Linked DNA regions of Homo sapiens: region 2 is linked to region 1. Evidence: chromatin contacts called from ENCODE Hi-C or POLR2A ChIA-PET data. All regions are on one chromosome and are shown on one strand. The core of a region is the stretch at or near the end of the contact, and the rest is flanking DNA. Distances in the headings are between cores, read along the strand shown. Region 1 overlaps GALNT10 (polypeptide N-acetylgalactosaminyltransferase 10). Region 2 overlaps GALNT10 (polypeptide N-acetylgalactosaminyltransferase 10).

What was found. A loop is a pair of places that touch in the nucleus more often than their neighbours do. ChIA-PET counts read pairs that join two places held with the same protein, here RNA polymerase II (POLR2A). Pooled maps may share reads with other maps.
Region 2: a pooled map shows a loop between it and region 1 (3-fold over the local background). The contact joins two enhancer-like sites. A Hi-C loop is called at or near these places in 2 of 168 maps with a recorded cell type or tissue (PC-9 and ascending aorta), 1 of 37 single-sample maps with no recorded cell type and 8 of 50 pooled maps. POLR2A ChIA-PET finds 5 or more read pairs at or near these places in 3 of 52 experiments (A673, CD4-positive, alpha-beta T cell and MCF 10A).

The regions. Positions count from the first base shown.
Region 1 is chr5:154,236,466-154,241,941 of GRCh38, reverse strand. All of the region lies in intron 1 of GALNT10 (polypeptide N-acetylgalactosaminyltransferase 10), which reads right to left. Among named protein-coding and RNA genes, the nearest start is that of GALNT10, 48 kb to the right of the region's middle. RefSeq lists an enhancer at 4,013-4,062. Within about 2 kb of position 2,806, at least 2 of the 41 ENCODE cell types and tissues checked have a DNase peak (open chromatin) inside an H3K27ac peak, as active enhancers do.
Region 2 is chr5:154,365,513-154,370,988 of GRCh38, reverse strand. All of the region lies in intron 4 of GALNT10 (polypeptide N-acetylgalactosaminyltransferase 10), which reads right to left. Among named protein-coding and RNA genes, the nearest start is that of MIR1294, 21 kb to the right of the region's middle. RefSeq lists an enhancer at 291-949. Within about 2 kb of position 2,853, at least 15 of the 41 ENCODE cell types and tissues checked have a DNase peak (open chromatin) inside an H3K27ac peak, as active enhancers do.

The sequences.
Region 1 (5,476 bases), core at 1,557-4,056:
TTTCTCTTAATGCCACTTCTAAGTCTTGTAGTGGCGAAGGGGAAAAAAATGTTATTCAAAAAGCCTTATGATGACTCCAATTCTCAGGATTTTTACTGAGGAAATAACTGGACAAACAAGCCAATATGTGTTGAAGAGAATGCTCAGTGTGCGTTGTGTATAATAATGAAAAACTGGAAATAATCTAAATGTCCAATAACATAGGAATGGTTAAAGAAACTAGAATTCATCTCCCAAAGAGGAATAATATCTGGTATTTTTAAATGATGAGGCACAACTCTATTAACAAAATAATTCCTATTCACAATATATTAAGTGAAAAAAAGCTTGGTTTTAATTTTTAGTTGACACAATAATTATATGTATTTATGGAGTACAATGTGATGTTTTGATACATGTAAAAAAAAAAACCTTGTTAACACAAACCTCTCTATTATCTCCTTAAAAATATATAAATTGCATGCTAAAAATGTGAACAGATATATGCAATGCAACTATGGTTATCTCTGGATGGTCACAATTACTGGGAAATTTCTTTTGTTTGCACTTATCTGCATTTCGTGAACTTTCTATAATGAGATTATGTTGCTGTTGTCCTCTATACCCCACCCCTCTCTGCCCCTTTCCACATTTCAGTGACTCTGAACTGGCTAATCCCACAGCTCTGCCCCTCAGCTGGGGCCCAGAATTCTAAGGAACTGCCAAACACCAAACCCATACTCCTTAGGAATGGGCTGGGGTAGGGCCTCTCCAGAAGGCCTCGTCTAACTGGCAATAGCACATTCTTTCCATGGACATTTCCAGAAAAACCTCAGTCAAAAGCGAGAATGACAGGAATCTGAAATAGACCATCTATCAGGCAGAACACCGTGGGGCTCCAAATCTGAGCAAGAGGCCCCCTCAAAGCAACACCTCCAGCCATTTACTGAGCATTTAAGCTCTACTCCTCACTGGAAAGCTGTACTAAATGCATTCTGAACATTACCTTATTTGATCTCCACAATTTTGCAAGGCAGGTATTTTTTCCTTCAAATTACAAATGAGGACACTTGAGGCTCTGCTATATTTTGCCCAGGTCACACAGCCAGGAAGCGTCTGAGAGGGCCTCAACCCCAGGTCTAACTCTGCTCCATACCACAGTGAAATAGCACCTTCTCATTGGTTTTGTGTACCTGGCCTTGAATTTCTCTTTCCTTATCCAAGGAACTGGACTCTTATCAACGCTCAAGATTACTCAATAAAATACTTTCAGCTACACTTGCATGATTTTTCCCAACTTCCCCAGCCACAAAATATAATGGTTGTTTTCAATCAATTAATAGCATTTATTAGGTGTTGAGTACACATCCATCTTGTCTGCTAGGAAAGTTCACCCTCTTAACCCAGGACACAGAAAACTATCAGAAATGATCCATGTCCTTAAGTATCTGAAGAACTCATTGTAGCTCTAAGACCAATGACTGAGAAGTCCACAAAATTGTGTCAAGCTGACCCCATACTGAGTACTCTAACCTGGGATTATGACCTCACTAACACTTGCAGTCAGTGCTATTGTGTATTGGGTCTACTATATACTAAGTGCTTTATGTACTTCCTCTGTTCCACTCTTTATCATAATCCTGGGACATAGGTTTTATTATCGTCATTTTATAGGTGAGGACACTAGGACTGAGAGAAGTTAAGAGATTTGCCCAAGGTCAAGTAGTATCTATAATCAAATTTGAGGGTTATTTTTGTGTCTGTCTGTCACCCCACCAGATGGCAGGCCCATAAGGATAGCAATGACCTAGTCCTGTGCCTGATGTATGGTAAGTGTAAGCCTGTGTATACACGAATACACATTCTCATACACACATGGGCAACACTACAAGGGAAGCAATCAAGGTAACTCAAAAGGGAGCTTCTGGATTCAGGCAGATCTGAGTTTGAAAAGCAGCTCTGCCAAGTCCCAAATGTCTCTTCTTAAGCAATTCAGTCTTCTAAGAGCTCTAGTTTCTTTACCTGTTACATGGGGAGAACAAAACACTCACTCACTAAGGAGGGGATGAGGAATCAACAAGAGTCATGGATATCAATCTATGAGCAGAAGGTCTGGCATGTGGGAATTGCTTATTAAAACACAGATATCTATTACTACAAGGCCAGAAACAGAAGTGCCCAATTAATGGGACACCTGGAACTCAAGGTGTTTTCTTCCCTCAGTAGACTGTGAGCTGGTTGAGGACAGGAATGGGCGGTTCACATCTGTAACCCCAGCACTAGCCAATAAATGATGTTCGATTAATGGCAGAGACCTTATACCAGCAGTCCCCCAATCTTTTTGGCACAGGGACTCGTTTTGTGGAAGACAATTTTTCCACGGATGGGGACCGGGGTCCGGGGGGTGAGGGGAGTGCATTACATTTATTATTAGATTCTCAGAAATAGTGTGCAACCTGGATCCCTTGCATGCACGTTCACCATAGGGTTTGGCTCCTATGAGAACCTAATGCCACAGCTGATCTGACAGGAGGCGGAGCTCAGCTTCACTTGCTCGCCCCACCGCTCACCTCCTGCTGTGCCAGCCAGTTCCTGAAAGGTAGTCCGTGGCCTGGGGGTTGGGGACCCCTGCCTTATACGTGCCCTGCCCAGGGTGATGACCCTGAACTGTGCACAGAAGGACAGGTAGGCAGAAGGGAGGCGAGAGAACCTCCTTCAGTGGCAGCAGAGGACTCCTGAGCCAGCCCTACTATAAATAAAGACAGTACTTACCCTGCAGAGTTATCTCAGAAAGACTTGTATTCCCCAGAGACCAACAAGAAGAGGAAGGAAGATGTGAAGATACAGAAACAAAGTGGGCAGTGAGGCTGGGAAGGCACTGAATGGTGAGGTAAAGAGAAGCACTAAGAGGGAAGGCTCTGGAGCTATATGGCTAAGAATTCAAAGCTCAGCTCTGACACTGACCAGCCCTGAGATCGCCCCTCCCTGAGACTCGGCTTCCTCAGTTCTACAAGGAGGAAAATAACAGAACCTCCCCCATGAGGCTGGTGCGAATCAAATACAAAGTTTGCCGAACACTTGGTGCACAGTAACAGCACAATAAATGGTAGTCATATTATGAAGGATATACTTTTTTCTGAAGGTAAAAGCCAACATCCTCAGACAATAACAGCCAAGAAGGAATTCAGCTTAGTACAACTAAAATAAAAATAGGACAGCTGAAACTGTTTCCTGAGGATGACTATTTATGAGGCCAATTTCGCTTTCCCAGTGCTAATGAATCCCCCACGGCAGCCTCTGTGCAGCTCTGCGTCCAGAGAGCAGGGACTTGCCTTCCCTGGAGTTCTTCGAAGCACCGCAGACACTTCCAGTGCTCAATCAGCGTTTAATAATCACAGCAATAATCCTAATAATGACCAGGGTAAAGCGCAGGGGGAGAAGGAGAAGATGCACGTGGGGAGAAATAACACTTAAGCTATTTTGCTTCCTCAAGACAGACTTCTGCCTGAAATAGATTAATTCAATCTGCATATTAATGTGGATTACTAATTAATGACTAAAAAATGCTTTCACCAGAGAAAGTGCTATGCAAATGCCTAAAAAATAATATCCAGGAGTCTCAGGATAACTATGGAAAGGAAATAAGCTAGGCTTTTTTTTTTTTTTAACATTTAAAACTTTATGGTTGAAGGAAATAGAGGGCATTAAGAAAATTCACTTAAAGCACGGAAACAGAAAACAGAAAAGCCTGGTGTGAGGCGACTTCCTTTCCACGCCTGTGGGAACTTCTCACTGCACTTTCCTTGGGTTGTTGTAACTGTTGCTACATGTGTCTGTGTTGCCTTCTAGACCCCAAATGCCTCAAGGGCACAGGCCATGTCTTACGTATGTAACTCCACAACCCTGGTACCCAACACTGTGCCGGGTATGCAGGCAGCAGCCAATAATGTTTAATGAAATAAACAAATGGCCCCAAAAGCCTTCTCAAAAGAGGAGGCCAAGGGCAGCTTATAATGACTTCCTTCAAAGAGTACAGTATGAAAAAGAAGAAAACATGAGTCATGGTGCGGTGGAGAAATCTAGCAGGCGCGACCTTCACCAGGTGATCAAGGTCAACATCGACAGTGATAAGTCATGTTAATAGTAGGTATCCTTGATGTGATGCAAGGAAAATGGCACTTTACCTCTGTAATCTTGCTCCCCAAACCCATAACCCCCATCTACGCATCAGAAAAACATCAGACAAATTCCAACAGATTCTAAAAAAATGCTTGGCCAGGGCTCCTCAAAAACAAGGTGAAGTCTGATAAACTGTCCCAGCCAAGAGGAGCTTAAGAAGACATAGCAACCTAATGTAATGCAGTATCCTGCAGGGATTTCCCAATTGGAGAAACAAAGCAAGGGGAACCGGGATCTGTCCAAGGTCTCACAGAGATAGCCGAGTCAGGACTTGCATCCTCACCTCAGACTCTTTGGTAGACAGATTCTCACAAGCGTGCGGATGCATTACAGTGATGGAGATGGTATTCTTTTTCACACACAATGAATAGCCTGGATTTAAAAACAAAAAAAAACCCCACAACTTAAATGCAATTTCTTCTCTCCTCTCAAAACGCTCAACTTCTTTTGACCAAAAATCCCAAATAATTTCACAGTCAAGCACCTCTCTGAAATCAAGAGATTCAATGGGGCTGAAAGAATGGTCCTCAGAGCTCACCAAAACCAAATCCTCCCATTTAGCAGAGAAAAAATTGAGGCCCAAAGGGGGCGACAATGTCCTGCCTCTTGCCAGTTCAGTATATTGGTGCCACACTTAACTCATGCTTCCTCACTTGCAAGATCCCAAACTCTCTGCTACCTGGGACACAAAGAACCAGTTTAGGACCATGGAGGAATTCCTGCCAAATCCTAGCTCTATCTTTGCCAATCTCACGGCTGTGAAGGGCATCCATATGGAAAATGGTTTTGGTATTTAGCTACACATCTTTTTGCCCCAGACCCCTAGACACTGCCAAGCAGAAAGCCCAGGCCTGGCAGGCTGAGGCCTGAGACACAAAGATAGCTTCCAACTGTGGTATGTGGAAAGGGCACAGCGCAGCCTGGCTGGCAGGCCACACTTCCCCTGTGCAGCCCCATCCATCAACCACCCTGGGGGATCTCAGTTTCCAGCTCGGTGGTACATTTTCCAGGGTACATTTTCTAAATGTGACCCTGTTTCTGTTATGAGAATCAAAGTGCTCCAACCGCAAGATCATAAATACTCAAAAGTGACAGCTAATGGCAATGGCAGTTTGCAAAATGCCAAATGGCAGCAAGAAGTGGACGCCATAAATTACATCCTGATTCCTCCACTCACACTGAGGTGTTTTGTGGGTTTTTAGTGATGAAATCTGCTTTCAAGTGGGTTTACAGGGGCTCCCCATGAATTCAGGCAGAGCTTTTAAAAATACTTCTAACAGATGCTAAAAAGAAGACCAGAGGAGCCTACAATTTAAGC
Region 2 (5,476 bases), core at 1,604-4,103, 130 kb before region 1:
GCAGCCCTAGGAAACTAAGATAGGAGCAGTAAGATTCTCACACACTGGCACTGTGACAGTGACATGGCAGGAATACAGCCTGCTGGCAGCCTCTGCTGAGCCTGGTCTGGAGCACTGCACTCCACGGCCTACTGCACTGGCTAGGGCTCGCCCCTCTGTAGTCTAGTCTGTTTGTAGCAGTTCGAGCAGTCTTTAAAAGCAGCAGTACATTGCATCTTGTCACTCTTCCACTCTCCTGCTTAAATTTAAACCCTTCAATGGCTTCCCCTGGCTCTTGGAAGAAAGGTCATATGGCAAGGTGTGCACAGTCAGTCTCTGTTCCCTCTTCAGCCTCGTCTTGCCCCCTCCCTCAACGATGCTCCCTCCCTTACTATCTTATTTCTGGTGTTCAAAGGCCCCAGGATGTCTCCTTCAGCCTCAGGTTCTCTGCCCGTGCTCGTCCTTCTACCTGGATTGGTTGACATCCCAAAGCCTCCATACAATTCCTCCCAGTTAACTCCTGCTCATCCTTCAGATCCCAGTGCCAATTCAACTCCTTACAAAGCCTTTCCTGATGTACCCAAACCACAGCAGGTTCCTAGGTCAGCCCCTTGCAAAGGCCTGGAACTCATCCTTCAAGGCACTCAGCTCAGATTACCCTGCATATTTATGGAATTCCTCACTGTCTCTTTCACTCAACCCTAAGCTTATGAGGGCAAGTTCTGTGAATGCTCCTCTCACCAGGGTGTCCTCGTGCCTAGCACCCAAGCCAGAGGCGTCTGCGAACCTTCATCTCATCTGATTTTCACAACCCTGTGAGGGAAGCAGGTCCCAGTTCAACACCTTCACTTCAAGACAAGGTCCAGAAAACATTTCTTGTCCAAGGCTACACAGCTAACAAGTTATGTGCTGAAGATAGGACTCAGATATAGTTTGCTTCGTTCAGGAATCTTCACTACTCTGTGTAATCAGATCAATTCCCAAGTGGAATATTTCAGAGTTTCAATCTCTGATGCCACTGAGCCTTGCAGAAACAGCACTGAGGAGCGCCAAAAGTAGAAGAGCTCTACTGTCCCATGCTCTGGCAGGACGCAGAGCATCTGGGAGAGCACCCCATGGAGCAGCCCAAGAGGGAAGAAGAGGAGGAGCAGCAGAAGGGAAGCAGGGAGGGGGCCACCAACCAGATGAGTCAGCAGCATCACCAGCATTGGTTCTCTGGCTGCTGGGGTGCTGCTAACCTTGCAGAGGCTTGGACTGGCTCTGGGACCTGTAGGTGTCCCGGGTCTTGTCAAATCTTGGCTCTGCTTGGCTTCTGCTCTTAAAGCACCATAGTTCATCTGTTTCCTGGGATAGACTTATTCACTTGTAAATCTTGGTGTGTCACAAGGTACTGGCAATCCATTTGGAGAGAGAGGAGGGTACACGTTAGTAAACAGCATCATCTTTTATCCTGTTTTGATACTCCGGTGTTTCCAACCAAAGGAAATGTTAAGATGAGGTGGGCCCTCACCTTTATCATCGTCAAGATTTGTCAGGTGCTTACCACGTGCCTAGGCCCTGTTGCTGTCTATCATACACATTGCTTCATTTCATTCTTTTTGGGGTTTTTTTTGTTTGTTTTTGAGACGAGGTCTCACTTTGTCACCCAGGCTGGAGTGTAGTGGTGCCATCTCAGCTCACTGCAGCCTCCGCTTCCTGGGTTCAAGTGATTCTCCTGCCTCAGCCTCCTGAGTAGCTGGGATTACAGACCTGCATCACCATGCCTGGCTAATTTTTGTATTTTTTGTAGAGATGGGGTTTCGCCACGTCGGCCAGGCTGGTCTCGAACTTCTGATCTGAAGTGATCCACCCACTTCGGCCTCCCAAAGTGCTGGGATTACAGGCATGAGCCACTGTACCTGGCCTCATTTCATTCTTGTGACAACTCTCTTAGTGACCACTCTCTTGTGACAACTTTCTTAGACAAAGAGAAAATGAGTCTCATAGAAGTTTTGTGTGAATCTGTTTTCAGACAGCTGGTAGGTGACAGCCAGGAATCATAGCAGGTATTTCTGATTCCAAAGCTGTTATTATTAACCATGCAACTACACCACCTCTCAATGCCCTCAGTCTCTCTATTCTGCCTGGCAAATACCAGTTTCCAACCCTAGTCCTCTAGGATGTCTAAGGCTTTCCCTTGCTTGAAAAACTTATAGACAGGTAAATATAAACAGCAGGAAAATTAAAAAGACAAGTTGAGAAGGAAAGCTATGTTTATATCAGGACGGGTTTTGGCAGGTGAAATGCACAGGCATTTAAGCATCATTTACTGTTTGGAAAAGGGAAACAGATCAGCCCTTCAGGAAAGACATACTTTTTCTGGCTCAGAGCCCCAGGAGGAATTTTAGAGAGTGGCAGAGCTGAAAGGAAGCTCAGAGTTCAGCTAGAGGACCTTTGTTTTCCTTTGACATGAGTCCGCTTGTAAGACAATTTCAGGCATAATGGACACTTTTGATGAGCAGCTTGGAAAGCCGGCCATTTCTTTTTTTTCCCTTCCTTTCCTCCTCCTCTTCTTTTTGATAACAGCTTTACTGAGATATAATTCACATATTATGCAATTCACCCATTTAAAGCATACAATTCAATATCAACCAGCCATTTCTTGCACCATTGAAAGCAGAGAGCCGACTGAACCTCAGCGAGAGCATCTCTGCTGAGGAGAATTCAGTCCAGTTTAATCAAGAAAGCATTTCCTGAGCTCCTGCTGTGCCAGGATCTATGCTGGGTACATTCCTTTCTGGTGATCTCACACAGTGGTTTTCAAAGTGTGAGTCCAGACCAGATGCATCAGCATTATTTGGGAATTTAGTAGAAATGTCCATTCTTAGGCCTCACCTTAAACCTACTGAAGCAGATGGGTGGGGCCCACTGAGCCGGATTTTAACAAGCCTTCCCTGTGATTCCTAGGCATGCTAAAGGTTTGAGGATCAGATCACTGGTGTGACATAATGCCGAAGGTGAGTTTAGAAAAATCAACCTAGGCCATCTTGATCATATTAGGAACTCTAAATGATCAAAACCAGAATCCCATGTTTCCTGCTAGAATAATAGAAAAATGAAGTTCTTCTTTTTGTTTTTTTTGAGACTGAGTCTCTCTCTTTTTTTTTTTTTTTGAGACGGAGTCTTGCTCTGTCACCCAGGCTGGAGTGCAGGGGCGCGATCTCGGCTCACTGCAACCTCCGCCTCCTGGGTTCATGCCATTCTCCTGCCTCAGCCTCCTGAGTAGCGGGGACTACAGGTGCCCGCCACCACTCCCAGCTAATTTTGTTTTTGTATTTTCAGTAGAGACGAGGTTTCAACATGTTAGCCAGGATGGTCTTGATCTCACGACCTCATGATCCGCCCACCTCGGCCTCCCAAAGTGCTGGGATTACAGGTGTGAGCCACTGTGCCTGGCCAAAACTGAAGTTCTTTAAGGAATCCAAGACTATTCTGCCCCCTACCCCAGCAAACCTGCGAGCGGGTGGGTGCTGGCTTGGGTGCCCTCCCATCCCTCCTCCTGTCTCTGAGCACAGCCCTCAGATTCACACTGGTCCCCACCTAGCCTGGCTGCTCTGTTTCCGTCCTCTCACCTTCAAGTGAGAAAAGGTCTGACAAATGAACACATATCCCAATAGGGCTCACAGCAAAGGTTCTCAAACCTCAGCCCCAAGAACCCCCAGGGAAACTGGTTTCCACACAGATGCTGAGGTAGTCTCACAGATTCTGATTCTACATGTCTGGGAACAGTGGCTTTCAAACCTTTGACTGTGACTCATAGAAAGAAATACATTTTACATCATGACCTGAAACAAATATATACAAAAGTATACACACACATATAACTGAAATACAAGGTGTGATTCACTGGGATACATTTATTTTTTTCTATTCTATCCTCTTGTATTCTATTTTTGTTAAAATCCTGGACATGATGACCCTGTAAACTGATTTTATGACCTTCCAATGAGTCTACTCCTACCATCTGAAAAACCCTGGCCTAGGGCACAGCCTGGAACCTATAATGTTAAAAGGTGGCCCACTTGATCCTGAGACAGGTGGTCCTCTGCCACGGCCCCTGACCCAAGGCTAGTACTCTGCATGACATACCATGGTTACTATTGCTATTGTTACTAGCCTTCTGAGAATGGACAACAATGTGCCCAGGGTTTTATACACAGGACTATCATTGCATTGCTTACCTCAATAGATCATTACCAGAATCATTTTCTGTTGACTTGAGATCTCTGAAGTACCAATAGGTGGAGGAAGAGGTTATTCCCAAATAGCCAATTTCCTTCTCCCAAAGACTCCAGAGGGCCTTTTTTAGTTGTCTTTCCTACCACCATAAGAGTTGCCAGGAAAAGGTGTGTATTGGAGCTTTTGGTATCTATGGGCCTATTGTCTCAGCAGCTGGAAAACATCAAGGACACAGCAGATCTGAGGGAATTGGACCTAACCCCCTTAGTCAAAGACCAACATAGCTCCAACATCCGGCTGACTCACTCACCCTCTAATTCAGGGGTTTTCTTTTTCTTTTTTAAAATTTTTATTTTTACCTCGTAGCTCCAGTTTAAAGGAAAATTCAGGGGTTTTCAACCTTCTCCAACTCAATGCCCCTTTATGAAACAGCTGTTTTATATGGCACCCTTTAATACCTTAAAATAAAATTAATATGTAGTATAACCTGCCTAACACCCATTTCCAAAAATTCTAATAATGTTCCAATTGTGATGTAAAGGAGAAATAATAAAATAATATGTGTTTCAACATAAATGCTTAGGCTGACTACAAGAAGACAGAGAAGAAGCCAAATGCTCACACTTGTAAGTGCCATATATTGGACTGCATATTATTTTACCTAACAGACAGGGCTGGCAACTCAAGTGCCCTAAGCAGCACTGCTGTTGATGACATGATTGTCTAAAACAGCAAACAACTGCTGGTGGAGTTCCAACCAAAACGAGTACTATCTGCTCTTGATATACATGCCTTCCTGGACAAGTCAGTGCAGTGGCAAGCATGGGAGGAGACAGCAAAGAGATGGAGACAATTCCTTTCACTAGAGTTCAGCTTGGAAAGAATAGTGTATTGCCTCTAGGTGGTTTTGGGTGGTAGCTGACAACAAGTGAAGAGGAGTTTGGGTGGAATGCTAATGGACATGTTCCATTAACAAAATAAATTTCTGGGGGGAAAATTTAGAAAAAAGGAGAGAGGAACCAGTAAGGCTGAGTGTGGTGTGGAAGGAAGGGTGAGAGGGCAGACAGTCCCCAGCGGTGTGGCCTAGGGGACTTTGGAGAGCAGGAATGTCTAGAGAGATTGCGAGTGGGCTGCTATAGAGTATGTGATGTAAAACCCCTACTCTGCCTCTTCCATCAAGTGCTCAGTTAAGTTTAAAGTCTTCCTTGATGATGGTTTGGTGCACGTGGGTTCTTTCAGGGGACTCTAGATTACTGCCCAAGATCAAACAGCTCATGTT